3 separate regions of the Mus musculus genome follow, and all the other regions are linked to region 1. Evidence: chromatin loops called from intact Hi-C (ENCODE). Cell type or tissue: heart. All regions are shown on one strand. Links, peaks and the distances in the headings refer to the core of each region. The heading gives the core; the rest is flanking DNA. Region 1 holds the start of Ywhab (tyrosine 3-monooxygenase/tryptophan 5-monooxygenase activation protein, beta polypeptide). Region 2 overlaps Pabpc1l (poly(A) binding protein, cytoplasmic 1-like). Region 3 holds the start of Tomm34 (translocase of outer mitochondrial membrane 34).

Evidence for each region. Hi-C counts contacts between places; a loop is a spot of excess contacts. Peaks named below come from ENCODE experiments on the same cell type or tissue, not always from the same donor. Only the 100,000 strongest peaks of a DNase experiment are listed, where the experiment ranks them.
Region 2: a loop joins it to region 1, with 2.1 times the contacts of the local background. A loop is called at or near these places in 6 of 42 quality-filtered maps.
Region 3: it touches region 1 in a loop (5-fold over the local background); 12 of 42 quality-filtered maps call a loop at or near these places.

Annotation. Positions count from the first base shown.
Region 1 is chr2:163,989,249-163,999,534 of GRCm38, reverse strand. It overlaps Ywhab (tyrosine 3-monooxygenase/tryptophan 5-monooxygenase activation protein, beta polypeptide), which reads right to left and starts at 4,338. Exons shown (of 6, transcript NM_018753.6): 1 at 4,170-4,338. In heart, for the core only: a CTCF peak has its summit at 4,075; a DNase peak (open chromatin) is centred at 4,514; H3K4me3 peaks cover 2,357 bases; H3K27ac peaks cover 2,096 bases.
Region 2 is chr2:164,048,374-164,058,659 of GRCm38, reverse strand. It overlaps Pabpc1l (poly(A) binding protein, cytoplasmic 1-like), which reads right to left. Exons shown (of 14, transcript NM_001114079.2): 13 at 9,036-9,166; 14 at 8,122-8,683. The coding sequence ends at 8,621. Tomm34 (translocase of outer mitochondrial membrane 34) reads left to right here. Exons shown (of 7, transcript NM_001291155.1): 6 at 3,833-3,959; 7 at 4,153-5,120. The coding sequence ends at 4,257. Among named protein-coding and RNA genes, the nearest start is that of Tomm34, 18 kb to the left of the region's middle. In heart, for the core only: no CTCF peak of the experiment used is centred there; a DNase peak (open chromatin) is centred at 4,619; H3K4me3 peaks cover 293 bases; H3K27ac peaks cover 924 bases; H3K27me3 peaks cover 399 bases.
Region 3 is chr2:164,065,254-164,075,539 of GRCm38, reverse strand. Tomm34 (translocase of outer mitochondrial membrane 34) reads left to right here and starts at 4,371. Exons shown (of 7, transcript NM_001291155.1): 1 at 4,371-4,627; 2 at 8,871-8,970. The coding sequence starts at 4,501. Stk4 (serine/threonine kinase 4) reads right to left here and starts at 1,402. Exons shown (of 11, transcript NM_021420.4): 1 at 1,293-1,402. The coding sequence starts at 1,327. In heart, for the core only: a CTCF peak has its summit at 1,513 (motif pointing left); DNase peaks (open chromatin) are centred at 1,429, 3,919 and 4,349; H3K4me3 peaks cover 2,349 bases; H3K27ac peaks cover 2,120 bases.

The DNA of each region.
Region 1 (10,286 bases), core at 689-8,688:
TTTAAGATCAGCCATGACTCCCAATACTTAAAGTACTACTGTTAATTGTTGTGAAGAATCATGTAAAGTTATATAGCATACAAACACTCGTCAAACTTTCAGATAAGCTTTAATTTAAGGCTCTTCCCATGAGGACAATGACAGACCAGGCTCAGATCTACTTTAATTTGGCTATTCATCTCTGTGTCAAGGCCATTCAGAAATAATTCTTCTAGCTGAGCCTTTAAGGAAAACAATTAAATAAACAAGCAGAACAGGAAACTTACATAACCAAGAACTGGGCAGAACTTGAAGTAAAAGTCTACCTACAACCTGCCAGAATAGCGTGTTTCTGTGAGGCCACTGATCACTTTCATCTCGCTACAAGCACTAGAAACATAACGGCCTCTCGAAAGCAGCCGCCGAGTTGTTTTTAATAGACATATCACAGAATAGAAAAGCACTTCAAATCCATCTCTTCCTTTAACATTCTCCTTAGAAAAAAACTCTTCAGAGTCCAGCTCCAAGTGTCTCTTGTTATGAAATGCAGATCTACTAAAATCCTATTCCTGTGGTGAAGATAGATCTAAAGTTAAAGTCATTATGTAACTATATGCTCCTGGCCCCTAACTCGTCTGAATTCTTATCTCCTTAAGTAACGTATAAACCAAGTGTTTTGTTTTGTTTTTTGTTTGCTTGTTTTTGAGTCAGCGTCTCACTCTATAGCTCTGTCTCTGCTGGAACTATGAAGAATGAAGGCTGTCCCCCAAGGATCAGCCAGCTTCTGCCCCCAAGGGCTGATATTAAAGCCAACCAAGGATCTAAACACCAACTTACAATGAAGTCACCGCTCCTAGAGCCCCTCCCTCACACGCCTGCTTTTGCCTGATGCCGCTGACAAAGCAGGAGCCGAGTTCTCTCAGGACGCAGTAACTTCTCTACTTACAGAGGGAATTATCTCCCATACAAAATCTAACCTAAAATACTATATAGTAGTATGGCTAGCAACCACAAATGGTTATGCTAAAATATAGTCTGCAGTTTTCTGATGGACTTTCTCCCTAGTATAAAGCAAATGCTAGAAAAACTGGCCTTTTTAGCAGCTTTCATCTGATACATACCAGTAATATCACCCTGCAAATAAATGGCACTGTATACTTTGAGAACAGCTAAAACTGGAATCTGAGCACATTAATATGGTGCTTGTACAAGTAACTGTGGTCATGGAATACATGTTCAACCACAATTAAATCTATCATTACCCAGAGTCAAATGACCTGGGTGTAACTCCTGATTTCAGCATGTAAGTCTGTGTTACATAGATGTTATCTTTGTAAAAATTCTCATCTCTGCACCTCAGTTTCCTCACCTGTAGGATGAAGCCAACAGCACTTACCTCTCATTGGCTGCAGACTGAACCGAGGCTTGCAGCGCTTACAGGAAGTGTAGCACACACCAAGTACTACCAGTGGTGAGTAGTGTGATCACGGGCTAGTACCTGAGGATAGCCCGCTAGCTAATGACTAGTCACACGGGTAGCTTCTGTATGTTTCTATGCTACAGGCACATATGCTATACCTAATCAGAGTGTGAACTCATGTATGTGAACAGTAAGAAACAAGATAAAGGCGGATCAATGGATGTAAGTTACAGTTACAAAGGAGCTGCCAGTTCAGTCGTGCTATGCACTTCACCCTGATTATACATAACATTGTTCTGTATTTCTTAGCTGGCTAGAAGAATCGACTTTATTTTCACCATAAAAAAAGACCAAGTCTGAGATAGGCTATTTAAGCATTCCACAATACATACATATACTTAAACGTCACACAGGGGTATATCCATTCGTGTTCAATTTGTTTATTAACCTTATTTGTATTAAGAATATCTGTATCCCAGAAGTTTAATTCCATTTTCTGCCAGCACACATCAAAAGCTGTATTACTAGCCCAGCACGGAGGTGCACACCTGTAAGTTCAGCATCCAAGAGGCAGAAGGGAGAAGACTGGGGCAGTGAGTCTGAGCCTAGGCTGGGCTACACAACAAAAGAGGTGGGAAGAGGGAAACAGTTGTCATTTGTTGAGTCCAGATGAGAGTTACTAGATATTCTCCATGGAACATTCATATCATCTGTCATAGCAAGTGTAAAAAATAAGACTGCACCTTATCAGAAAGGGAGAAAGAAAACACTGAAGTCAGGGATTTAAATACAACAAAACCAAAAGCTTGTACTTAACACAGTTTACAGAAGGTCTCAGACAACGGTGAGACAGGGAGGCTCAGAAGCTGAGATGAATTAACTCCTGAAGGAAGATCACAGCCAGAAAACAATCGAGGGAAGAACTGAATCAAAGTCACCTAACCAGAGCTGTTTTTGGATCCACAGCCAAATGGGGAAAATGCACTTTTTGCAGCAGCCCAAATCTCTGGGGACTCTGCCTAGGGACCGAGCATCAAGGGAGTGTGCTCGGCCTGGTTTCCACACAGGCTGCCTCCCTGATCCAGACAGCTCCAGCTCTAAAATGGCTTCAATATAACCCAAGCACTGCATGATGGGAAATGGAAGATAACAGGGTAGGAGCCATACTCCAGGGGCTGACAGTCCACAAATACTTGCCACCGATGAAAGAGAATATTCAGTCTGTAAGTAGGTGTGAGGTTTAGGCCAAATCACCTCATTTCTTATAAAGACTTCATCTGTAAGATGGGTGAATGGTTTCTTATAGTTAGAAGGCAGAGGCTAAGAAAATAATTTAGCATTTAGTACTGAATTTCCAGCCTTTCATTTCTAAGGTCATGCTTAAAATTCTAACTTGGGTGGGGATGAAAAAAACAAACAAACAAACAAAACAAACAAACAAACAAACCAGTATCTGCCGGCTATATAATGCTAAGGACATAGATCTTAAAATAAAATAAAAAAATTTTAAAAAGACTCGGGCAACCCAAAGAAATGGATTGCACTGGAGGCAGTCAAGAGAAATCCACCAAGATCCCAGTAATATTCGTATAAATTTCCAGCAGCTAGATGTGAGATGCTGAGTAAGCACGTGTTCAGTCCCATAAACTGTGTGTCTGTATGGTTTCACAGGAACACCTGAGATACAGTGAGAAATGTAATTTTCATATTCTCTTAAGCGCTACACCTTTCTGCACCGGCTCCCGGGATTTTAGAGATTTGTAACATCTTGCCAGATTCCACCTCCCACACCAGGCAAGTAAAATCAAGAGTCCAGTGCTATCTAGTCTCACCAGAGAAAATGTACTGAAGGCAAGGACATGAGCCATGCATTTTTACAGAGGTTGGCAAATTCTCACCAACGCTGCCACCTTTGGAATCCTCGATGCACGCATGTTCTCCATTTGCAACAGACCCAGATGCGCTCATCTTGCAAAAAAGGGTCCACATCTTGCCTACTCCTTCCTCAAACACTGAGGTTACTAGACAAATTTCAAACAATATATAACATATACACACACACACACACACACACATATATATATATATATGCCACAAAAAAGTGTATGGATGAATTTGGGGCATGGACACACGAGATTCTGGCAGTAAAAGACGACAAATATCAAGAGAAAAGACTCAATTCTCAGCCTGATCTTCCCCCACCCCATTGGGAATCCGGTTTGAGTCAGTGAAAGGTTCAGATAAATCCATTTCTTAATTCAAACCTCAACCCTGCTGTCAGGGAATCTCGGGTCCAGCTGGGTTTCCCACACCAGCGATGATGAAACAGCTTTACTGCAAAGTGGGAGAGGGATTCGCCCCAGCTGTCGCCAAGGTTAAACCCTTACTCATCCAGGGGAGTGCGGCAGGGGCGTCGCGGCTCGGGAACTCGCCCGCCTTCGACTAACATTTCAATTTTTGAAAGCCACAAAGAATGAGAGAGGTTGACAGGCCCAGAAGGATGGCTCGGGGCCCGAAGGGAGCAGGCAGGGGCGGCGCCGAGCAGAGATGGTGCCGGAGGGGGGGAGCCTGCGGCCCAGCGGTCCCCAGCCGCGCAGGCCTGGCCGCACCCCGTACGGCGCGCCGAGAGAGAAGCCCGGGCTTCCCGCGGAGGCGCAGGCCTGGCCGGAAGCGGGGAGGGGCGGCAGTAAGCCTGGCGGCGACAGTGAGCCTGGCCGCAGCCCGACAAGGGGCTTTGGGCTGGGGCCCCTGGGAGCCACGCCGCACTCACCGCGGAGGACTGGAGGGAGCAAAGGCGCTTCCGGGAAGATCAGAGGGCAGCGACTGCGTCCTTCCCGGGCTCACTCCTCAGGCGGGGCTGGCGGCAGCGGCGGTGGCAGCGACCGTAGGGGCAGTGGCGGCGGTGGCGGCGGCGGCTACCCGGCTCCGGAATCGGCGGCGGCGGTGGCGGCGGCGGCAGCTGCACTTCCGCTCTGGCCACCACTTCCGCTCTAGCCCAAGTCCCGCCCCACCCTGAGTCGATTCCTCATTGGGTGAATGAGGCACGGGGTTGCTCCGTCCTCCTGAAAAGGGCGGTGATAGCCAGGAGGAGGGGATGTCAGGGAGGACCAAGAGGGAGCGGTCGTGGGAGGACGCAGAGCCTGGGTGGGAGCGAGGAGGGGGCGGACGCAGGGAAAGGAAGTGGGGCGGGGGAGCAGGAAAAGGAGGAAGAAGAGAGGGCGGGGCCGAGGTGGCCGCCCCAGGGCTGGGATGTGTGAGAACAGGGCGGGCTCCGGGAGGGCAGGGTTCGGAAGCTTGGAGCGGTCTTGGTTGAGCCTAGGATCGTCTGTTCCTACCCAACCCTGAAAATAATTCTCACGGGGTCGGAGAGCCTAGCAGTGCTTTTAGCTGTGCGTTAAGGGAATGCTTGTAACTAAAGGAGAACAGACAGCCCTCCATTTTCAGTTAGTTCACCTTTCAGTCCTAAAAGGTACTTACTGTTCTTTTCCTAGACCAAGGACGCTTCATGAAGTACCAGGAACAGAACATTTCCAAGGTCTTAATAAAAACAGAAAAACAAAACAAAAAAACCAGTGTACATCAGTTCTTCGTTGAGATTCCCTGGTCCCCAAGTATCCTTCAAAGGGAAATCGTCAGAGACAGAACCCTGGGATCCCCAAACGGCTTTCAGTGTTACCTAAATTTTATTACTACTTCACTCAAGCCTGTTGACCCTTAAGTCTAGCCCTTCAAAATACCTCCACCACCACGCCTTCGTTCATTTCCCACAAATTCCGTGTGGCAATTTTCAGAGTGCTGGGGAGTACAGCAAGACTTGCGTCTTGAAGCTTACAGTTTTTAGAGAAAGAACAAAGTAATAGGCCTTTGTCATTTCTCCTTTTACCCTCACTTAGCTTAATGACAGACTTCAAATTCACCGCTTGACTCTCCAGCCCTGCCCCCATCAAGTACCAAATGATCTTTTCAATGTCATTCTGTGTCCGCTGCTTTGAAACCCATCGCTGATGGCTCCGACTTAATAGTTCCCTGGGCGAGACAATCAGAGCTCTGTCCTTACCCATTATCAGCACCCCAGTTCATTTATATAACTCCCCATCCTCCCAATGTACTGTTCCAGAATGAATAAACACTTTGAGTTAGCTGCTGTCTTAGCTAGGGTTTCTATTGCTGTGATGCTGGGGAGGAAAGGGTTTATTTGACTTACACGGCCAAATTATTCATTACCAAAGAAGTCAGGACAAGAACTCAAACAGGGCAGGAACCTGGAGGTAGGAACGGATGCAGAGGCCATGGAGGAGAGATGCTGCCTTGCTCAGCCTGCTTTCTTATAGAACTCAGAACCATACAAATCAGATTTCTATGGACAGAAAACTGCTGTCTACATTTCTATATGGTAGCTGGGACTATGGAGTGGCTGTCTACTTCAGATTGGGTGTGTATACACAGACTTTCTAGGGTATAAAGGTCATTTTCAAGTCTTTTGTACAGACATTTGTTCTTTAGATGCAGACCACATCAGTCCTGAACCAAGTACAACAACTTTTAACTTGAATGAGATTAAGAGTGCATTGTGTAGGGCTGGCGAGATGGCTCAGTGGTTAAGAGGGCTGACTGCTTTTCCGAAGGTCCAGAGTTCAAATACCAGCAACCACATGGTGGCTCATAACCATCCATAATGAAATCTGATGCCCTCTTCTGGTGTGTCTGAAGACAGCTACAGTGTACTTACATATAATAAATAAATAAACATTAAAAAAGGGTGCATTGTGTAATATATATATATATATTCGGAAGCTTGGAGCGGATATATATATCATGGATTTTATATCGGATTTTAATCAAAACCACTGAACTAGAACACTGGATGGGTTTCTTAATACCACAAGAACCTCATGGGGATTTGTTTTTGGTAGACCAAAGACCAGTTACAAATCCAGAGTCTGTTCAGAGTGCAGTAGCTCTAATATGACAGGACAGTCTTTTGCCTCCATCTAGACAGAAGCCTAATGGGTTAGAGGCTTCTAATGATTACGCCACAAGTTCCATCATCGGTACATGGAGTCAACAGAATTGCTCTTTGTCAGGCCTCCCCTAGTGCCTGCTATAGGGTTGCATGGATTAAATCCTTTCACCATCTCTGCATTCTAGGCCAGGGGTCAGCAAGCCACAACAATCAACTGATGGGTTCAAAGGTATATTCCAGTTTGCTTCTCTGTTGCTGAAATAGAAACAACTTGGGGAGGAAAGGGTTTATTGGTCTTCTATTTCCACAGTATAGACCATCACTAAAGAAAGCTAAGGCGGGAACCTGGAGGGAGGAACTGAAGTAGACACCATGGAGGAACACTGCTTATCGATCTCCTTCCCATAGCTTGCTCAGCAATGGACCGCTTGCCTAGGGGTGGCACTGCCCACAGTGGACTGGGCCCTTCCACATCAATCATTAGTCAAGAATATGGCCCACAGACATGCCCAGAGATAATCTGATGCAGGTGATCCTTCAGTTGAGGTCTCCTCTTCTAGGTGACTCTAGTGTGTGTCAAATTGACAAAAACTAAATAGCACAGGGTGGGTAAAGGACTAGCCTAATGGGCCAGCGATTACAGCAGTGTGGGAGACGGGCACATGGCCAGTCTCGGGACAAGAAAGAATGGACTGACTGGACGGTACATCATTCCAATACCTCCCTATTCCTGACTGCACATTTCTCTTCTTGATAACATACTGACATTCCTGTGATACATTTGTTACATTTGATGAGCAGTATTGATAAATTATCTTTAACCAGCACCGGTTTTCACATTGGACTGCATTCTCTGTATTTTAAACTCCCATAGATCTTGCCAAGCATGACAGATAATGTCACCTCTGTTTCTAAAAGTTTTACTGCCCTAAGAATCCCCTGCGCTTCATTCCTTCATCCCCTACTTTCATACCCTCAACTTCTGGCAACTACCTGACATTTTACACGGTAGCGTTTTCTGATTGACATTTTTCATGAGTCAATATGGTTTAAAGCTCCTTGGAGTTGTATCTTTGCTACTTTGTGTGTTCTTCTTTCTTCCACCCTTCTCCACCCCTTTTGTTCCAAATCCTTTCAACCCCCTAACACTAGATAGGAGATTTTTAAAAAGATAGAGGGTAAACAGGAGCAAAGTTAGTGTACACTGCTTCTTGCTAATTAGGGGGCATCGAGTTACTTGGGGAAAGTTTGATCTTTGTTGTCAGGATATCTAATTTCTTCTTTGCCCACAACTACTTAACAAACAACATCAACCAACCAACAACCCACACCCTCTCTATGGGACCCAGTATTTATATACTCTCTGAAAAGTCCCCAGAATTTTAAATGTCACATGACTGCAGAAACTATCTGCAGCTGGCAAAATCACACCCCTGCTAGAGCATGAGGCAAATCATAGTCAGCTGCTGTGGACAGTGTGAAGCAACCTCATATCCCACTCCTGGGATTAAAACAAAAACACTTCTTATTTCTGTATTTTTTAAAGAAACCAAGATTCTCACTACAGTTCCTTCATGTCTTTTTATAGCTAGTTAGCTCATTTCTTTTCATCATTGAACACTATTCCGTTAAATGAATATACCACAAATTATAATAAATAATTAACTATATTAATAATTAACTAATAAAGCTAATCTTTTTTTTAAAGACAAGGTCTCTTGGGCTGGAGAGATGGCTTAGAGGTCAAGAGTTCTGTCTGCTCTTCCAGATGTCTTGAGTTCAATTCCCAGCAACCACATGGTGGCTCACAACCATCTGTAATGGGATCAGATGCCCTTTTCTGGCCTACAGGTATACATGTAGAATGAACACTCAAATTCATAAATAAACAAACCTTAGAAAAAAGAGAGACAGAGTCTCTGACCCTTCAGCCCAGGGTGGCTTTGAACTCACAGCCATTCTCCTGCCCTAGTCTTCCAAATGCAGAGATTACAGGTGTGAAACATCACACCCAGCTCCTTCTTTTTTCTTTTCTCTTCTTCTTCTTCTTCTTCTTCTTCTTCTTCTTCTTCTTCTTCTTCTTCTTCTTCTTCTTCTTCTTCTTCTTCTTCTTCTTCTTCTTCTTCTTCTTTTTCGAGACAGGGTTTCTCTGTGTGGCCCTGGCTGTCCTGGAACTCACTCTGTAGACCAGGCTGGCCTCGAACTCAGAAATTTGCCTGCCTCTGCCTTCCAAGCGCTGAGATTAAAGGCGTGCGCCACCACTGCCCAGCTAACATACTGTCTTAAAGACATAAATTAGCCAGACTGACTTGTGTCTTCCATGAAAGTATGTTGAAGTTGAGACCTTAGATACCTATGAATGTCACCTCATTTGGAAAAAGCTCTTTGTAGATATAGTCAAAATAGATGAGGTCATTAGAGTAGGTCTTGACTCAGGACAGGGCTCTGTAAAATGGAGCATGCCATGGGGAGACAGAGCACCCAGAGAATACTCTGACAACAGAGGCAAGGGGTAGACTGATGTAGCTACAAGCCAGGGAGCACCCAGGAGTACTAGCAACACTAGAAACTAAAGAGAGCCCTTGGAAGAGTCTGCCTTGAGTCTGGGAGAGAATATGGCCGATAGATACCTTATTTTGGACTTCTAGACTGAAGTCAGTGAGTTGTGAGATACTATGTGGCTTGTGTTTCAAAGCCACCTAGTTGAGAGCACTTGGTTGAAGAGCCCTGGGAACTAATGGAGCTTCAAGGGAGCTCTCAATCAAGCCTAGGACAATGATAACTAACCCTGCTGTGAACACTTAAATGCAGGTTTTGTGTGGACATCAGTTTTCGGTTCATGAAAGTTAATATGTAGGAGCAAGACTGTTAGGTTGATATTTAAATGTGTCTAATGTGTGTGTGCACAAGCACATGCGTGTGCATGCATGCATGCATGCATGCATGAATGCACTCAGGCTGTAGGTTGACGTTGGGAGTCTTCCATTTAAAAAAAATAATAGAAGTATTTATTTTTTAAATTTTGTGCAAACAGGTGTTTGATCTGCATGTATATTTGTGCCCTCTGAGGCCAGAAGAGGATGTCGGATCCCTTGGGACTGCAATTACAGACAGTTGTGAGCCACCATGTGGGTGCTAGGAATTAAACCTGGGTCCTCTGGAAAAGGAGCCTGGGCTCCTAACTGTGGAGCCATCTTTCCAGCCCCTGCATGTCTTTTTCGCCCTTCATCTTGCTTTATTTTTTGAGACATAGTTTTTCACTGAACCTTTCACTCACTGATTCAGCTAGGCTGGCTGACCAATGGGTGAAAGATATGTCTTACTGTGCCTGGATTATTATGGGTACTGAGGATTTGATCTCAAGTCACCATGCATGTGACTCCAGACACTTTACAGATGGAGCCATCTCCCTAGCCCCTAAATCATGTCCTACTTTTTTTTAAAGATTTATTTATTTATTTATTTAATGTAGGTGAGTACACTGTAGCTGTCTTCAGACACACCAGAAGAGAGCATCAGATCCCATTACAGATGGTTGCGAGCCGCCACCATGTGGTTGCTGGGAATTGAACTCGGGACCTCAGTTAAGTCAGTGCTCTTAACCACAGAGCCATCTCTCCGGCCCCTGTTTCTGACTTTTTAAGAAACTGACTTCAGAATGACTGTACATTTTCTATTACACCAGCAGGAAAGAGTGGTGCTCCCTCAGCATGCCTATATCTGGTGTGTCAGACTTTAGTTCCTGTTGATTTGTTTTGTCGATTTGAACCATTGGAATTGGCATGCATGATATCTCATTACTGTCTTAATGTACAGTTCCTTAGCGACACCTTTTCATGAGCTATTTATCATCTGTATATCTTTATTGAAGTGTCCATTTCCTTTTCTTCTTTTAAGAAAAAAAGATTGATTTATTTTTATCCT
Region 2 (10,286 bases), core at 1,060-9,059, 59 kb before region 1:
TCTTTCTGCACAGCCACTGGTTTTGGGGACTTGAGAGCATTTGACTCCCTGAAGGTTGGGATGTAGCTCAGTGGGAGAACACTTGCCCACCCTGGGCCCTGGGGGTCGGGCTGTAGCTCAGTGTACTTCCTTGCCTGAACAGACTCCTGACTGTCGAGGGGTTCGGGTCCTACTGTGTGCATTCCCACCCACCCCAAGACTGCAAACAAGGTTTTAAAGGGGTGGAGACTTAAAGAGATGCTAAAAGAAAGTCTTTCATTGTCCTAGATTTTATCCCAAAAGGTTAAGCTTACAGTGTCAACACAAACTTTCTCCCCTGCTGTCCGTCCTGTGGCTGCTTTAACTCACCTGTTTCTGACAGTTCTGTCCAGGGAGTGGGGTTAAGGTTAGGAACAGGTCTGGCTAGAACAAGAGGGAACAGTGCTGTTGCCTGGCTTAGTGCAGATCTGTGGGCCTGTAGCCAGCTCTGCATCAGGAACTGCTGTTGGGAAACCCTGAGAATAAAGTCCAGGGCATCTTCCCTGCTGTGGGGAAGTCTCCTCTACACTGATGCTCACAAGTGTCATTGACAGGCAGCGTGTATTACTGATGCTCACAAGTGTCAGCTATAGACAGCGTGTATTACTGATGCTCACAAGTGTCAGCTATAGACAGCGTGTATTACTGATGCTCACAAGTGTCAGCTATAGACAGCGTGTATTACTGATGCGTACAGTGTCAGCGATAGACAGCGTGTATTACTGATGCGTACAGTGTCAGCGATAGACAGCGTGTATTACTGATGTGTACAGTGTCAGGGATAGACAGCGTGTATTACTGATGCTCACAAGTGTCAGCGATAGACAGCGTGTATTACTGATGCTCACAAGTGTCAGCGATAGACAGCGTGTATTACTGATGCTCACAAGTGTCAGCGATAGACAGCGTGTATTACTGATGCTCACAAGTGTCAGTGACAGGCAGTGTGTATTACTGGGTCAAGTTGAGACAAATCAAGGTACTGTCTGAGCTCTGACCAGCCACTGAAATGGTAATAACAGATCTGAAATCTGCTCCTGTGAAATCGTAGTTTCTTGTCAGAGGCTTGATCCAGTCAACAGGAGGCTATGTGTAATCCACACACTTGCTACCCACATGTGCTCAGTAGTCTAGTTAGGACATCTGGGAGCTGGAGAGAGGGCTGAGAAGTGAAGCACGTTGCCACTCACGTGAGAACCCGGGTTCAATTCCCAGCAAGCACTGTATTAAGCAGTTCACACCTGTAACTTTCATTCCTGAGGACCCAGTGTCCTCTTCTGGTCTCCAGACACCTGCCTGTACACAGCTAGTATGCGTAAACACACGCAGGCACACAAACAATCTTTTCAAAAACTTTTTGATCTGATAGAAGTTCATTGTTCCTTCATAAAAACTTTGAAGATACAATGTGTTTCAGGCCAGTGAGATGACCTACCAGGTAAAGTTGCTTGCCACACGAGTCTGGCAACCTGAGTTCTGATTCCCAGAGCCCACATTTAATAAAGGTGGGAAGGAAAACCTGACTGCACAGAGCTGTCCACCTGTGTGCCGTGGCCTATGCACCCACATGAACATATCGTGCACACACATAGACAGTGTTCTTTTTAATTGAAGAAAACTTAAGGGTAAAGCGTGTTTCCAGTGTCCACACACTGACCTCCTTGTGCAGGGTCTGAGGCAACTTTCTTGAGTGAACTGTGGGAACCATCTTCCTGGGAGGTGGTACATGAGCTGTGGGAACCATGATCCCAGGAGGTGGTACATGAGCCGTGTGATCCCAGGAGGTGGTACACGAGCCGTGGGAACCGTGATCCCGGGACGTGGTACACGAGCCGTGGGAACCGTGATCCCGGGAGGTAGTACACAAGCCGTGGGAGCCGTGATCCCGGGAGGTGGTACACGAGCCGTGGGAGCCGTGATCCTGGGAGGTAGTTACAAGTAGATTCTGCTTACTGAGGTTTGGGTTTACTTCTTAAAAGTTAATAAGAGAACTTTTAGTTTTAAACTTTAGGTAGACCTCGGACCTGTGGTTTTCTAAGCTGATTGGACCAGGATCCCTCCTTCTGTTAGGCTGACTTATAAAGGGAGCCTGTGCCCACTCCTCCATGCTTGTGTCATTGGCCCCTTCTGTCCCTAAGCTCCTTGACCTTGGTGCTGCCGGACACCCATTTGCCCATACTCCTAAGAAACAAAGTATTTGTACCATATCTTGGGAGCGTTTTTTGTTGAAACACTGTTTTTAAGCGGATATGTCCGGACCACACAGTGTTCCTCTCCCTCCTGCTCATTTAAATGATGGCCTTTCCCTTGGGAGGGGTGGGGCTATGGGCAGTGCAGCGCTGGGCACCATACTGAGGGCCTCGTGCATGTTAGGCAGGCTCTGCTCCTGACCTGCACACCCAGCCTGACTTAGGTTTGTGTCTTGTGTTTGTTTTTAAGTCATGATGATGATTCCAGAGTTTGTAAGGAAAACCACTAGACAGCACAACATTTAGTTTATAGTAAGGTTATGGGGATAAAAGCTATCATTCAATAAATAACATTGTGTTGGTGGGGTCAAAGTTAAAACAAATTCTTCCTCTCTTTATTCTAAAATAAACTCTTAGAAGAGTACAATTTCAAATGTAAAAACCAAAACAACTGCAAAACATGTGAGCTGATTGCCATGAAGTAGAAGGAGAGAACCCTACAGAAGTTATTAAGGATAAAGTGGATAGCTTTGCTTTTATAATAGTGAAAGGCCTTGTGCTTTTCATGTTTATAGAAACTAAGGAGCAAAGGAAAAACTAAGTACATTAGCTACCATTTCCTTTCATCTTAACAGAAGTTAAAATTTGAGACCCAGGATTGATAAAATTATAGGAAAAGCAGCTCTTGGTAAGTTCTTCAGAGTGCCTGGTAATCCCATCGGAATTTGAGCTGTCAGGATCTCTTGATCCTCACTGCAGCAGTCTGTACTGCACTTGGAAGCAGTGAAAACCCAGCAGAGCAGGAATAGCTAAAGCAGATCATGCCATGTCTAACCATCGAGTGCTCTCATCCACTCAGCAGTAAGGGGAGATGAGTGGGCGGGGCTGAAAGGCTTCCCTCTGGTCATCAGACTTGAATGATGTCAACACACGGTATTTTCCACATTTTATTATAAGGAATTTCAAAGTACCTTGAACCCTCATCCCTCCACCCTCTGGATTCTCCTATCCCGTGCTCAGCATAGGCTCCGTCTTGTTGTTGCTGTGCTCCAGAGTGATTGCTTCCATCTTCACACTCTACCCCGAGATGCCAGCAGTGTTAACTAGTAGTTAATACGCATGCATTTGCTTTTTTCCGTCTGTTGAGGGAAGGTTTTGGGAAAGTTTTCTTTGCTTAGAGAACCTGATGCAGAATGATGAGTGGTGGTATTGTGCAGGGTCAGGCTCTAGGTGTGTGCAGACTGGCACAGAGACAACTGTGGAAAGTTTCTCATAGCCTTTGCATCTGCGGGAAAAGGTAGGGAACTGGAGAAATGGCTCGTCAGTTAACAGGACTGGCTGCTCCAGGGAACTGGTTCCAGTTCTCAGTACTACAGGGTGGCTCAGAGCCACCTCCACCTCCAGAGGTTCCAACACCTGTCCTCCACGGGCACCAGAACATGCGCACAAACATAAAGTGTCAAGAGGTGGGGAGAACTGAGACGATTGAAGGTAGAGCTACAGCACTGAGCAGGTGTTTAGCAAACCAGGTCATTCCCCAGCTGCCTCAGGCTTGCTGTGTGTGGGGGAGGGTTGGGGGGGAGTCCACAAGTGACTGAACTTCTGCGATGGCCTTTCTGCATCAGAGCGCTCTGTCACCTGGTCCTGAAGCAGTACAAGGAGGCAGTAAAGGACTGCACAGAAGCCCTCAAGCTGGATGGGAAGAATGTAAAGGCGTTTTACAGACGGGCTCAAGCCTACAAGGCACTCAAGGTAAAGATTCCCCCGCAGACACCCAGGCCTAGCTAGAGCTTTCTGCGGGTGCTGACTCCAGTGTTCCTTCTCCCAAGCCCTGGAAAAGCTCCATGATCTTGCATCAGCAGCTGTCATCTGTCTGTCCATCCATTCCCCACCCCCGTTTTTGTGTCCTCTAGGTCCCCTCCCCAACTCTCTTTCTCTTTTATAGGACTATAAGTCAAGCCTTTCGGATATCAGCAGCCTCCTACAAATTGAACCCAGGAATGGCCCTGCACAGAAGTTACGGCAGGAAGTTAACCAGAACATGAACTAAACCGTAGAGGGCAACAGGGACCCTGAACTTGACCTTCCCAGAGAAGCCAGGGCCTCCCTTGCATCTGCCCCAATGCCCAGCATGCCGCCAAGGGAGTGCAAAATCAACCCCACTTTGACTCCTTGGAGAGGTAGCAGCCTTTCACCTGACACATTTTACTTGTTCAGATTAAGTCCATTACAGACAAGCACAGGACTCTTTTTTTTTTTCTTCTTTTTTTTTTCCAGAAAGGTCCCCACTAGAGGTTTTTGTTTTGTTTTATTTTTAATTTAAAAAAGCGTGACGCCAACAGCCCTGGCCTCATTCGCTTGCTTCTGCCTGGCCCTTGTCAACACAGTCCTTGGCAACTGTCCCTGACCCAGATATGCACAGACTGGGTGCCTGTGACTTCCTCTGCCGCCATAGCTCTGCAGTTCACCTGAGTGCTGACAGGCTAGAAGTGCTTGCTCGTCCGCAGCCACAGCGGCCTGTTGAGCTGGTTCTCCAAGGCTGCCTGCCATCTCCTCGAGGAGACAGCTGCTGTCTGCACCCTGTCCTTGACACAGTGTCCTGTGTTGAGCCCCAGTGCCTTTAGTCCAGGCCCTTTGTGGGAAGGCAGAGCCTAACCCTTGGAGGCTCTGTGTTGTTGCCTTCTGTCTGAGCTACCTACGATGTTCAAAGAGCCCAGATTCCTCCTGCAATGGGGAGAGAGGCCTCCTTGAGATTAGTGTCCCTCCAGTCTGAGCAGGAACTTAACCTTTTCCCCCATAGCAGCAGCCCCTCGGGCTCCTTTGTTTTGTTTTGTTTTGTTAATATGTTGGAGTTAATTGAACTGATTTTATTGAAGTGTGTGTTGCTGTTGCATTAAAAGGTTTTCTTCTATACAGCTGGCTCTGACGCATTTGTTTATGCCTTCTCGGGTTTGCTCCTGCAACTTGGTCATGGTAACAACTGACTATAACACACAAGACAGGAAGCAAAGGCAAGCTAAATCTTATACATACTTTCTTGTACTACTGATTTTCAACCCTGTAAAAGAAGTGTTAAAATTTTAAATATTTCCTGAATAAGATTTGGGATGATCAAAAAAAAAAAAAAAAAAAAAAAAAGCCGGGCATGGTGGTGCACACCTTTAATCCCAGCACTTGGGAGGCAGAGGCAGGCGGATTTCTGAGTTCGAGGCCAGCCTGGTCTACAAAGTGAGTTCTAGGACAGCCAGGGCTATACAGAGAAACCCTGTCTCGGAAAAAAAAAAAAAAAAAAAAAAAGATATGGAATGATCTATGAAAGAAAAAGCTACTGGTTCTTAGACATTGATCTATTTATTAAATGAACTTTTAGAACAACCCAAGCATTGCGTATAGTCCAAGGGAAGTGGGATGACTATATCCAGTCCCTGCTCTCTGAAAAATGGCCCTGTGAAGACAAGAAGTTGATCAGATAGTTAAGGGTAAAGCGGCTGCTTTAGGCATAATGAAGGGATAATTAGCAGCCAGGTGTCTTGTCTGCCTCCATGAAGTTTGCACAATAGAAGGGTGAAAGTCCCCTGGAAAGGGGAGTTTGAACTGAATTCAGAAGAGACTCCTAAGAGTTGGGGGTGTAGCTCAGTGGTAGAGCATTTGCCTAGCATACACAAAGCCCTGGGTTCAAGCCCTGGCACCACAAAAAGTAAAGGCAAAAGCTGCCAACTGTGGAATCAGTATAGAGGGGCCTTAAAAGGTACTCATAGTTCTCGAGCTTCATGGACCCTGTCTCAAAACCCATCCCCATCCCATAGCCCTAAGGTTACCACTCGTTAGCTGTCTAACCAGTAGGATCTCCAGGAAGCACGTGCTAGAGACTTGGCATTGCCAAGCCAAGGTAAGGATAACTTACCATCAGCAGTCGAATGGCTGGGATGTGTACATGCCGTGAGCAGAACGGTCTCTTAGTAGCATGTGTGTGCTACAGTCCATGTGTGGACGTGAGAGAACACCTTTGTGGAGTTGTTTCTCCATCTTTATATGAGTTTCAGAGATCAAATTCAGGTCACCAGGTTTCTGTGGCGAGCAACATCACCTGGTGGATTATCTCTGGCCCACACAGTAGAGTTCTATACAGCTTTAAGAATGGCATTCCTTGCAGGAAAGTGGATGGAGCTGGGGATGGTGTTAAACAATACTGCTTGCTTGCTTATATGCGGAATCTAGATTTATCTATAAATGTGTGTGTAGAACATTTGGGAAGAGAGGGGCAGGAGGGCATAATGAAGGTGGTAAGCTAGAGCAAAGTGCATGCTTTACATAATACATGTGGTAACATATGATAAATACATTCTGACAATAATGAGAAAAATATTCTTTTAGAGATTTGTTGTTATATGTAAGTACATTGTAGCTGTCTTCAGACACACCAGAAGAGGGTTGTCAGATCTCATTTCAGATGGTTGTGAGCCACCATGTGGTTGCTGGGGTTTGAAATCGGGGACCTTCAGAAGAGCAGTCAGTGCTCTTAACCGCTGAGCCATGTCTCCAGCCCTGAGAAAAATATTAAGGTAATATTAATGGGTGAGAGGTGGGAGCTTGGACGAGCAGGATGTGTACTTCCTAGCTGGCAGTATGCTCTAAGGGAGGACTAATGAAGATGTGTGAAGTTGTCAACAACACCGGATGAGGCTGCAAGTTACATTGTTTAAACCCTAAGGAAACAGTGGGATAGCAGACTTATGTAAGAGAGCAGATTTTTTTCCTTCTGATTTCTTGGAGGAAAAAAACCACCAATACAGTGAAGCCACAGGGGCTGTTGCCAGAGTCCAGCTGAGCTCAGGCCAGGATGGCAAAGAAGGATTTACAGAGTTGAAACAATTGAGAGATAGATTGTTTGTGAAGATGAGGGGAAGCGAAGGGCACATGCATTGGGAGACCTCAGCCTTGGGATAGAATGTGGGTGGGAGACTTTCCTGAGAACACTCAAGTCAAAAGCAGAGGGGCCGGGAGCTCCGAGCCATGAACTTGGCCTTTGTTGTGGATCTGACTTGGTACTGATGGTCCAAGAATTCAGGGTAAGCAGGGTGTGTAAGGTCTGTGGAGCTTCCAAAGTGAACAGAGCTGAAGAACAAAGATACCAGAGTCTTCAAGAAAGCACAGTTGAAAATGAAATTGTGACTTAGATGTAGAGGAGCAGAATGTGGAGTGGAGAGGAAAAAAAGAGGAATGGGGCTCAGGCCTGAAGACATGCCAGCACTGAGCACCTGGAGGACATGTAGGGGAGAGAGTGCGGCTCAGAGGCTAGAAGATAAGGGGAGTTCAAAATGGCCTTCATGGGGCGTGGCATGGGGCGGGGGTGGGGGGGGCACGCGGGACACCCTGAGAGACAATGACAGGATCCTGTTGGATGTGTTCCAATGGACTTGTGACAGTGACAGTGTGCGAGTGTATCCTCACAGCAAGGAACTGAGGCCTGTACTCCTTGAGATGAGCACTGACTGCCCTAAAGGACCTTGAGAGGTCCCTATTTAGGGATGGAGACCTTTACCAGGGAAGGTACTCTAGTATATTTCTACAGAGTACTTAACTGTGTTCCCAGCATTTGGTCACATGGGACCCGCATGCCATTGCTGCCTTCTGTGGTGCTCACCTGGCCGGCAGAAATGACATGGACTTTGAGCTTTAGTCCCTTCTCTCCATCCGTTGCATGATGGGACCCATTTAACCATCTGCTGTTGGTGGCCAGTTTGTAGTTTGGAGCAGTTACATAGCTAAACTCAGCTCTCGGTAGGTTTCCTGTTGCATGCACACTTGCTGTGTACTTCAGCACCTGTTTGGGGTTCTGGTCCTGCTCTAAGGTCTTACTACGGTCCAGTCTTACTACGGTCCAGTCGGCCCCACCCTCCTTCCAGGCAAGACAGATTTTTGCAGCATTTTTTAATATATAAAGCAAAATGATCAGCAGGGGGACTGTGTCAGCCTTCATTACATAATCAGAGCTCAAGAACACAGAGATCCCCATCAGGAAAGAAGTTAGAGTTCACACAGCTAGAACCAAGAGCAGAAATGCAGTAATCAAGTAGTCAAGGGAGTGAAGATTCCATTTTCAGTGGGGGTGGGGGGAGGGGGAGTGGAGGGAAAAAAATGTTCCCAGAATATGGAAAACACCCAATCTTCAGTCAAGAAGGTGGACCAGCAGACCAGGCCTCCAGACAGGCAGAACGGAGCCAGGCGTGAGAACATCCAGCCACTGCAAGTCTCCTATGACTCCTTTAGCTTCACCAAACTCCCTGGTGCTTCAGACAAAGCCACCAACACATCACAGTGGGTTTTTGATCGCTGGGTTCTCTACGGAGTCTCCAGAGAGCCAGCAGCTCAGCCGCTCTGTCGGTCCTTCCATCCCCAGGAACCCACAGAGTTCAGTTCCTATCTGTTGACTCCATTTCTCGATGCACCTGCAGTACTGCCACCGCCTCTTCTATCTATGGGACATAAAACAGAGGGGCTTAGTGTAGCTGCCCCAATACAGGCGGTTCCAGAAGGGCCATGACTTCACTTGCATAATAAAGGATGCACGGAGCTCTGATGCCCTGCTGCTCACAAGGTCCCAGCCCACTGCCTCCTTAAACCAGGTCACACTACTGGACAGGACTCTGTACTGCAGAACACAGCTACTTGTCCTGAAGCCTTACTAGGACCTACCCAGATTTTAATCTGTGCTCCAGACTGAAGCTGTGAACCCTCAACTAAGACCCAGCAGATTGATGTCAGCTGCCCTATCTTCTCTAGGACAGCCCTTGGTCTTTGCTGTGTGGCCACCCAGTCTCCACCTGCCTTGGCATGGAGGGACTCTGGGGACTCCAGCAATAACAGAAGCTCCAGGTTGTCCAGCTCCAGCAGCATGCCCGTGATCTTGCCAGTCAGTGGGGCGCAGGCATCGTGGATGAGGGAGTAGAGACGCTCCCCTGTGTAGAACAACCTGATAGCTTACATGCACACCTGCCCCAAAACCCAGTATTCTATTAGTAGCACCATGGAGTGGAGCAATGAGGGTGCCTGAGATCTTGTCCTAGAACCTGTCACCCCAAGCTATATCATGTAACATTACTGGAAACTCCTCTTTCCAACTTTATAAAGTAGGCATAGCAGCACCACCTTACAGGACAATCTGAAGGGTCAGGTTGAATATTATATTTTTATATATATATATATAATATATTGTAAATTTATAGTTATAAATATATAGTGATATAAATAATATAAACATAATAAAAACAATAACATAAAAATATAAACAATACTATTTAAAGGTATCTACAGCAAAGTCAGTTGTTTTGAGACTCCATTTGTTTTGTGAGAAGCAGTTCTGACTAGACACATTGAGATTCCAGACAGGATTTAATGCTTGACTTGAGACTGGGGTGTGGGAGGCAAACACACAGCATAAATTCACCTTCCACCATCAGGTACTTCCACAATACAACCTAGTTCTGGTGCCGGGCCATCATAATAGGACACGGAGGACCACCACAGGGTGGGGATGCTTGAGTGGTGTTAGAAGGGTCTTCCCATAAAGGAGTGAGAGTTTATAGACAGCAGCCAATGGAGCCTACATAAGGCATTTGTAATTTTCTTCTGTATGGGGGGTGAGGGGGGCATGAAGCAGCCAGGCCTAGTAAGCTAAAGAAGCAATAGAGCGATGAGGGCCTTTAGTGAAGGGGCTTAAGGTCTGTGTGGTCATGACGTGAAGAACTTGCTGACCAGAAACAAGTGTGTGTGTGTGTGTGTGTGTGTGTGTGTGTGTGTGTGTGTGTGTGTGTGTGTGCAGAGAGGCCAGAAGAGGACATCAGATGGCCTGTTCTATCGGCCTCCACCTTATCCCCTGAAGACAGTGTCTCTCACTGACCCTGAAGCTGCCTGTTCAGCTAGGCTGGTTAGCCAAAAAGTTCCTGCTGTCTTCCCATCTCCATCTCCCAACTCTGGAATCAGGGCACACATAGCCATGGCCAGCTTTTATGTGGTTGCTAGGGATTCAAACTCAAGTCCTGAGCCACCCCCCTGTCCCCACTAGAGTCGTCTTTTGTT
Region 3 (10,286 bases), core at 987-8,986, 76 kb before region 1:
GCAATTTCCTATGGCTGAACAGGCAAGCTGGAAAGCAATGAAACAGTGCCTGCCGCCCTGCAGCATTCTCTGGCTGTAATTAATAAGTACTCCTTTGAGTGCCTCAGCACACCACACTAAGTCAAACCTGAGCCCATCTCAACAAGCTGTTTGTTTGATTCCATGTTTGTGTACTTCCAACAGACCCTGCCTCCCCTAAGAGTGCTGCCCAGGCTTTCACACACACACACACACACACACACACACACACACACACACACACCACCTCTCCGGTGCCCGGCACTCCCTTACTCTGAACACTTCCTATTTTAGTGCTCATTCTGCTGCAGGAAGTCAAATGTCTTCTCTGTGAAACCCAAGTTTTTAGCTGTGTCTGAGAGAAGCACGACTCCCTCAGGCTCTAGGCTTTTTTTCTCCAGGTGAGACGGGGAGTGGTCCAGCACAACAGCAGTCAGTTCATCTTGACCCAAAACAACTCTAGATACTTCTAGAATCTAGAGCCAAGAGAGTATCGAAACAGAATTTGAACAGGACAAAGTCTGGCTGAGCCTACTGTGTCTAAACTCTATTTATTGGACCTCAGATTACCCACTCCCGGGTTGGTGTTTGTTTGTTTGTTTGTTTGTTCTTTATCAACGTCCCAACTTTGGGTGTTGGAAGGCTGAGGACGATTTGAAAAAAAGTAGGCAGTCACTCATGAACTCAGTAATAAAAGCCATTACCGCCATCACTACTAATACATCATCCTACATGGGGCGGACACCCTGAAGCCCCTTGGAAACTCTAGCCCCCCATAACCCTTTCTCCATTACTAGAACCGTGAAACGTTGGTACTGACACAGTAAGGCAGTTAGGAGCAATGACTTGGGACAGAACCACCAGGACCCAAAATCCCCGCTCCACCCCTTACTTAGCCATGGGACCTCCAATCAATGTTTCTAACGACTTCTGCCTCGAAAGCGAAGCAACAGGGTTAAGTCCTCGCTCACCCGGCCTCAGCATTCGCCCCTACATCCTCGGGTCCCTTCTTGGGGCGCCTTCCCCGGCCTCTGCTGGGGTCTCCCCTAACTTGTCCGCACGTTGCCCAGAGAGTGCTCTCTCTAAGCAAAACCACTTCTGCCCGGGCCAGCGGACGCTCCCTCCTCTCTCGGCAGGTGCTACTGCAGCCCGGTCACCAGCCTCGCGGGTCCCTCTCCTCCCGGCCCGAGCTCGCACGCCGGGGTCTACCCTCAGCAAGCTCGCGCCTTCTCTCCTCACCCAACTCTCTTGCCTCTCAGCCTACGGCCCCTCACCTGCGCGGTGGGTTCCTCAGCTGCACGGTCTCCATGGCGCTGCCGGCAGCCGCCCAGACTGCCTCAATGCTCCATCCTCCCGGAGCCCGCCCCGCGAACCCTCCCACACTTCCGCTTTCCGCCCCTACCGGAAGCGAGAGGAGGCTGGGCGGAGCGGCGGGAGTCACGTGGCACAGTGGCGGGCGGATACAGAAGTCAGAAAGCCGAAGAGGTGCCTCTCGGGCGGCCTCTAGTGGCCCGAGTGTCAGCGACACCCTCTCCTTGACTTGCCTTTGGACTGAATACTTTCAAGCCTGACTCCTTGAGGGTTCTCCAGTTTCTCAGATGGGGAGGCTGTTAGCAAAGCACGGGCTTGATAAGTGAGTTCTTAAAATATATATATATAAATATATATATATATTTATATATATGTATATATATATTTATATATGTGTGTATATATATATTTATATATGTGTGTATATATATATTTATATATGTGTATATATATATATTTATATATATTTATATATATTTATATATATTTATATATATTTATATATATATTTTATATATGTGTGTGTGTGTATATATATATTTATATATATTTATATATATATATTATATATATATATATATATAGAGAGAGAGAGAGAGAGAGAGAGAGAAAGAAAAAGAAGTGAGTTCATATTAGGGCCAAGGGGAAAAGCCCCAAGCCCTCTGTAAACTAGGGCGCAGTCAAGAAACCATCAAAATCTCTGCTCCAAGACTGGAGAGGTTTTATTGTAGATGAGACCAAACAGCATCTGGAAGACTCCTGAGCAGAGAGAAAAAAACAGACTGGCCAAGGCCAGGGCTATATCTTCCGGGCAGAAAAAATTAGCGAAGAGGGAGAAGAGCCGGTCGGGACCTTGCTGTAGCGTAACTGCTGCGGAGGGGAGTGTGCAAGTTGTAATCTGGAACAGCCTGGGAGCATAGTGGAGGAGGTAAGGAGGGCCAGGCTGCTTTGCTACTCATAACAGATATATGTTACTAGGGACCAAGGACCCTGCAGGTTAGCTTGGCTTAAGTCTCCTTTACCAAAGGCAAGGACGATAAAGGAGTGACTCCTTTTGGTAGACAGAAACCAACAGGTTACAGAGGACTACTCGGGTCTGTCCACCAGCAATCCTTTTGTTTACACTTTCAATATTCAACACAAGCCTTCCCTTTTGGGGGAGGAATTGGGGGTTCGCTTTGGACCTGGCACACCCCCAAAAACGGAAAGATCCACTAATTTAGTCCAAAATGACAGTCTAGACTCAGCTCAAGCCGATAGGGTTATTGACAAAAATAAAGCTCAAGGGCTGGAGGGGTGGCTCAGTGGTTAAGAGCACTGACTGCTCTTGAAGAGGTTCTGAGTTCCATTCCCAGCAACCACATGGTGGCTCACAACCTGTAATGGGATCTGATGTCCTCTTCTGGCGTGTGACTGAAGACAGCTGCAGTGTACTCACATACATAAAATCAATAAATCTTTTTAAAAAAATAAAACTCACAGATTTCTGAAGTTCCGTCGCTGAGCCCTCACCGTTCTGTTTTTAGGGGCGTAGTGGGTATATTTTTAGTTTAGGGTTGTTTGTAGGGATTTGTTTGAAGCAGCATCTGTATATTCCCTGACTGGCCTGGAACATGCTATGTAGACCAGGCTGGCCTCAAATTCAGAAACCAACCTGCCTCTACCTCCTAAGTGCCGGGATTAAAGCGTCCACCACCAAGCCCAGCTCCAGTGTTATCCATGTGTATTCACTGTATTCATCTGTATCCATCTGTATTCACCCACTAAATAAGTTTTATGGTCCACAAGATGCCAGGCGCTTTCCAGCTTTCTGGAATCCTGATCCCGACATCTCAGGTTTCAGCTGATTCTCTGCCTCAGAGGCTCTCTGTGGCCTGCTCAGGTTTAACAGCCTCCACAGGGGTATTTCCTATTGTTTGCCTTCCCCAATCTCCAGGTTCTCCCAGCATCCCTCAGTGCCTACCTGCCATGCCATGCCCCCACCCCTGAACTTTAAGCCCAGAGGCTGGGCTGCCCTTCCCCCAGAGGCTCCTCCCTATATAATCCAGACACTTTGGTCTGCCCTTCTTTTCTCTCTATGCATAAGTGCCCTCCTTCTTTCTTTCTTTCTTTCTTTCTTTCTTTCTTTCTTTCTTTCTTTCCCCCTCCCACCCCCCGCCCCCCCCCACCCCCGTCCCCATGGCGACTTCCCTGGCCTCCTCCTTTGGGACCGGTGAACTTGCCCGAAAGCAGCTTCCCAATAAACCTGCCTTTACTATAATCTGGTTTAAATTGGCTCATTTCATCGGCAACGGAGAAATAACCTATCACCTATAACATCATTGTGTTTTCTTGGTTTTGTTTTAAAACAGGAGCTCAGCTATACTGTCCTTGGCCTCCAAAGTGGTGGAACTGCAGACCTCAACTTTGGATTATGTTGCTTCAATTTTTTTTTTAAGTGCATTATATTCTTTTGTGCGTATAAAAAATTTTCATCATTCTCACTCTATCCTATACAGTCCTCGAGGGTGCCTTAGACTTCCACACGTTTGCATCATCCCGCTCTTTGCTTCTTTATAGTATTAAGATCTTGACGAGCCGGGCGTGGTGGCACCCGCCTTTAATCCCAAAACTTGGGAGGCAGAGGCAGGCAGATTTCTGAGTTCGAGGCCAGCATGGTCTACAGAGTGAGTTCCAGGACAGCCAGGACTATACAGAGAAACCCTGTCTCGAAAACAAACAATCTTGACAAAAAGTATGTTTTCTCTTGGTCGTGGATTAATTGCTTCCCAGGTCCAACGGAGGGAAGATAGTCTGCCTCCTTCGGTGATTCAGCTGTCGCTTCAGCACTGGAGTGCCAGCCACCATCTTCAAACTTGTTGACCACGAGTTCCAGACAGAGCTCACGCCAAAGGCCTTGTTTCTCAACGCCCCCGCCTCCGACCCTCTTAGCTCCGCCCTTCCCTGGCCCCGCCCCTGGACAAGGAAGAGCGGCCGGACAGAGCTAAGGGCTTGAGCCCACTCTTCCGGCCGCTTAGCTCCGCCCCGTCTAGCCCCGCCTCGTCTGGCCCCGCCCCTCAGGGCCGGTCCACAGTGGGCCTTAAAGGCACGCAGCCCTAGCTTCCGGGTGGAAGCTGTTGCGCACCACTTAGCTGGGAAGTGCGTTGCTCCCTGTTTCCCAGCCCACCCGAGATGGCCCCCAAAGTCTCGGATTCCGTGGAACAGCTCCGCGCTGCCGGCAACCAGAACTTCCGCAATGGCCAGTACGGCGAAGCCTCGGCGCTGTACGAGCGCGCACTGCGGCTGCTGCAGGCGCGAGGTAGGAACCCGCCCCACGTTTCCCTCCGGGCCTGCGTCCTCCACCCGCATCCCCGCACCGGGCCTCCCGTTGGCCCAGCCTCCCTGGTTTTCCCTTCCCCGCGTCCAGCCGCCGCACCAGGCCCTCCCAGGGCTTGACCCCGCGATTCTTTCCGTCCCTGGCCGCCTAGCCGCGGCCCGGTCTACCATCACCACCCCCCACCACCCCCAGGCCAGTCGGCTGCGGGCCTTAAGGGCACGCATCCGCTGCTTCCACCCGGAAGCTGTTGCGCACTCCTCGGCGGGGAACGGAGGTGGTCCTTGTTTGCCGGCCTCCCGGGATGGCCCCCAAACTCTCAGACTCTGTGGAAGAGCTCCGCGCAGCCGGCAACCAGAGTTTCCGCAACGGCCAGTACGCCGAGGCTTCGGCGCTGTACGAGCGCGCGCTGCGACTGCTGCAGGCGCGAGGTAGGAACCCGCTCCCCCGTTTACCTTCCGGGCCTGCAGGCATCCTGCACCCGCATCGGCGCCCTGGACTAAGTGTTGATCCTGTCCTCTGGGTCTTTCTTTTCCCCGGGCCATCTGCCGCACCAGCCTCTACCACCACGCCCCCGCATATAGCTAGCGCACCTGTCCGCCCCTCATGTACTCATTTTAAAATTCAGTTGACTTTTGTATATTGACTGAATGTGGCTGGCGAGATGGGGTCCTTTCAAGGATAGAACTTCCTGGGGCCAGTTGTCTTACATTTGTAAGTAAAGGAGACCTCTGAGATTAGAACTATTAATACAAAGTAATGTGATAAGGTTGGATCCTTTAGAAAGGAAGTCATGGGCAACTTCTCAAGAGATATTTGAGATGTCCCTGAGTTGAGTGTCTAATGCATGCCAGGTGCGGAGACCCATCAGATACACTAAGCAGCATAAGCTATTAATGAGACAATTTAAGACAGGAAGTACACAAAACCTTAATTGTGTTGGTGCTTTAAACCCTCCAAAGAGTTGGGATTTTATCCCCTAATTGGAAGAGTTTTAAACAAAAGAACAGCATATTAACAATGCTCCTAACCTTTGCCCGAAGTTTCAGAAGCTTTGACATGAAGACAGCCTTGAGTCCCACTTTCTCTGAGTCCTCATTCTCATTTTCTCTCTTTCCTTCTTTTTTTATCTTAAAGATTTATTTACTATTATATGTAAGTACACTGTAGCTGCCTTCAGACATTCCAGAAGAGGGTGTCAGATCTCATTACGGATGGTTGTGAGCCACCATGTGGTTGCTGGGATTTGAACTCATAACCTCTGGAAGAGCAGTCAGTGCTCTTACCCGCTGAGCCATCTCACCAGCCCCATTCTCATTTTCTTGACCAGTGTTTGTTGCGTGGTTTTCTGTGCTGGATGTTATCTTTGTTTATCTTCACTATGACCAGATCAACCTGTAGATGAGGAATCCCAAAGAATTCATTGCCTTCCTAGGATGACACAGTGCAGATTGTTAGACCCAGAATTTGAATATAGTCATCTGATTTCTGAATCTGGTTTTATTTGTGGTCATGGGGTGGGGTTAATGTGCCAGAGGTGGCATCCCCGTGGAGCTGGAGTTACAGGTGTTGTGCACTGCCTCACGTGGGTGCTGGAAGCTACACTCTGGCCTTCTGCAAGATCAGTGTATGCTTTAAACCCCTAAACCATCTCTCCAGCCCCCTGAGTCCAAATTTTTAATCATTACCTAGACTAATTCATAAATCCTCCTTTTTAGACCTTTTATGGGTTGAAGCTATGCATGGGTACACACACACACACACACACATCCTGTTGTTTTCTCTGGAAACCCTCTTAGGCTGCTCCCACTATGTCAGTCCCACATCTTGAAGTTGCTGGGGACACTAAGGTGGCTGTTTCCCTCTCAGCCCCCTTCCCTGAGTAAAAGGCCAGAAGCTATGCTTTTGTGTGGATTTATTCTGAGACCACTATAATTAAACAGCCCTGCTGTTTAAATTTGCCAGATTTTATTTCTGTCCCTACTACGGAAATTTCAGTGTGATTATGTAGGTAATTCTCTTGGCTTCTCAGATCGGATTTCTCTGCTCTAAGGAGCACAGGGAAGCCTTGTAGCAAGTCTGAGACTCGAAACCTTCAAATATACATGCACTCAAGTACTCAGAAGAGTTGAGTGGATTTTGTAGGACCATTAACTAGAACCTTTCAGTACTGGCAAGGACTATTCAACTTACCTCTGTATTTTCTGGCCCAAGAGAAGAATGAAAGAAGTATAAATTTATTGTGTTTATTATTCATTGTTAGTATTGAATGAAGGATATCAAGTGTCAACATGGTATCCTACTTCCTGAAGCAAGTGCAAAAGGATAGGCTGTGTGATGCCCCTTGGGAAACACTTTAGTGGTCCAGTTCCTTATGCGTTAATGATACGCACTAAAGTGGGCCGGGCTTGTGAGCATTGTGCTGGCCTCCAGGGACAAAAATGAGTATGGATGGAGTTTTAGCCATTTCAAAAGCAAAATTGAGGCCAGCCTGATGTATGGAGTGGCTTCCAGGCCCCTTAGGGCTACACAGTGAAACCTTGCTCCCTAGGAAAGGGTGTGGAGGTGTCTACTTGTTATCCCAGCACTCAGGAGGCTGAAGCAGGAATGTTGTCAGAGGTCAAGGCTAGCCTTCTGCACAGACGATGGAACTCTGCCTGCCCCTACCTCGGGACTGCTGAGGCTAAAGATGTGCCACCATACCAGCAATTTGTTTTAAGTTTTGTTGTTTGTTTGGTTTTTTGTTTTTAAAGGAGGTAGGGGGATGGGTAGGGGGAGAAACTATGATGACATGAAGTCTTGTAGCTCCAGTACTTTGGGAGACTGAGGCAGGAAAATTGCTAGTTCAAGGGCAACCTGGAAAAGGTAGTGGGACCTCACTCAAAGGTGGGTGGAGGTGGGAACAACTGATTTTGATAAAATGGTGGATGCTGAATGTCATATCAAGCATAAGCTATGAAAATAATGTCTAAATCAAATATTTCAGGAAGACCTTTGGTCTATATACCTAGGAGTTACTTGGTCCACACTGTTTTCTTATGTTCTGTGTTTGCTGTCTTGTGGTATTTTAGGACCCATGCTAGTGAGTAAAATGTAGTTGACAGTATCTTTAAAATGAAAACAGGGGTTAAAGGAAAGTGCAGAGTTGGAGAGTGTGGAGGCAGAAGTGAGCCTAGGGGAAGTTAGAGGAGGAATTAATACGATCAGAATACAGTTAATGAAATTCTCCAAAAAGTGAAAATCAGGGGTCTCAGCAGGCAAAGGCTCTTGCTGAGTTCCTAGGTCCCGCGTGGGAGGAGGAGAGAACTGACTCCCTCAAGCTGTCGTCTTCTTCTTTTTTTTTTTTTTGGTTTTTCGAGACAGGGTTTCTCTGTGTAGCCCTGGCTGTGCTGGAACTCACTCTGTAGACCAGGCTGGCCTCGAACTCAGAAATCCACCTGCCTCTGCCTCCCAAGTGCTGGGATTAAAGGCCTGCGCCATCACGCCCGGCTCAAGCTGTCATCTTACCTCCATACGCATTCCTCCTTCTGCATGTGAGCTTGCATGCAGGAGCACAAGCGCACGCACGCACGCACACACAGGAGTAAATTTTAAGAAATGAAAGTGATTATAGTCACAGTGAGAGGTCTAAGCTTCTGTGCCTGGGTAAGATCATTGACTTTAGAGAAGTGACTAATGAGAAACATTATGGGGTTGTTCACATTTCTCTATTGAGGTGCCCGTAGTCCTGGCAGACCTGGCTCGGTTATATTTTTCTGGTAAAGGCTTTTCTGACTTAACTCTTGCTCTCTAGCTTGCTTGCATTTCCCTCCGACTCTGAGTTACCCCCTCGTTGAGGCATTTATTATCGTCCTTTTCCTTTCTCTATTGAGTCCCTGTGCTTTCTGTAATAAGTTAGCCACGCAACCAAGTAATTACAACAGGGTTTTCTCTCGGGCAGAAACCAGCTGCCTTATGCTTATATTTTTATCTGGTACCAAGTTCAGTGCTAAAATAAGTGATGATGGATGCTTAGTTTCCTGTGAATGGCAGAAATCTAGACTTCCCCACTGTGGTGATAGGAATGGTAAATGTGTTATCCTATATGATATATAAGCCTGGTTAGGCTACAAGACTCTGCTGCCTTTTCCCAAATCCTAGAAAGCTCCAAATATGAAGTGCATCTCTACGCCCTCTGACATCTATTTCCCAACTCATGATCTTGCTCTTCCTGCCTCCATCTGGGCAGGTTCTGCAGACCCCGAAGAAGAAAGTGTTCTGTACTCCAACCGTGCAGCGTGCTACTTGAAGGATGGGAACTGCACAGATTGCATCAAAGATTGCACTTCGTAAGTGGCCCAGGGAGCCTCTGGAATACCTGAAGGTTACTGAAGAGCAAGCCAGGTTTCTCCTCGGGAGAATCCCGCCTTCTCTCTTTTTACAGATAGGCCACTTAGAATGACAGACTCCTTGTCTTTGGAATTTGGGCTCACTGCTTCTTTAATGGTGTATGATGGGAAGTTAGAAGTAGACTATAACATCTCTGTGACTTGGCACATGAGGTGAGACGCAGTCACAGTGACTGACATGCTCGGGTGGTTTCCTGGGATGATGGTGTGAGAAGTAAGAATAAAGGAAAGAAGAAAGGGGGATAATAGATGCTAACAGGTAGTCTAAGAAGCAAAGAGAGGGTGAGGCACATCTTTCTTTTTTTTTTTTTTTTTTTTTTTGGTTTTTTTGAGACAAGGTTTCTCTGTAGCTCTGGCTGTCCTGGAGCTCACTTTGTAGACCAGGCTGGCCTCGAACTCAGAAATCCACCTGCCTCTGCCTCTCAAGTGCTGGGATTAAAGGCTTGCACCACTACGCCTGGCTGAGGCATCTTTAATCCCAGTGTCCAGTAGGCAGAGGCAGGCAGATCCTTGTGAGATGAAGGCTAGTCTGTTCTGTATCATGAATTCTACACCAGCCAGGGCTACATAGTGAGGCCCTATCTCAAAAAAAGGGGATGGGGGCGAAGAGGAAGGAAGAAAGGACAGTCTGTCAGTAATCAGGTGTACAGAGCACTGAATGGTTTCTCCTGTCTCGTTCTTCCTGCTAGCCTTTTTTTTTCTTTTTTTTAAAGATTCATTTATCATTTTATATATAAGTACACTGTAGCTGTCTTCAGATACTCCAGAAAAGGGCATCAGGTCTCATTACAGATGGTTGTGAGCCACCATGTGGTTGCTGGGATTTGAACTCAGGACCTTTGGATGAGCAGTCAGTGCTCTTAACTGCTGAGCCAGCCCCCCCACCCCCCGGGCTAGCCTTTTTTCATCTTGGCTAAGCTAGCATACATCTGTGGCTAACCCTATGTCTGATGTTGCTGTACATGCATGGAATGAGTAAGGAGAGAGGCATGCTCGTGGAGCCTGTGCTGCCTTCTTTTCTCTTTCACAGGGTGTTCACTGTGGTGGTAAGTTTACCCTTCTTCCCAGGACAGAACCCAGGTGACAACGACCGGGATGATGAAGTGCCTGCCTGGGGTCCCATGGCTAGTGGTAGCATGGATAGAATGCAGACTCAATCCTAGGCTTGTTTATTACTTCTGCTGGGCCACAGTGTGGACACATAGACACATGAAACTGAGGCCCTTGTTCATCATCTGGGCAAGAGGAGAGGGTAG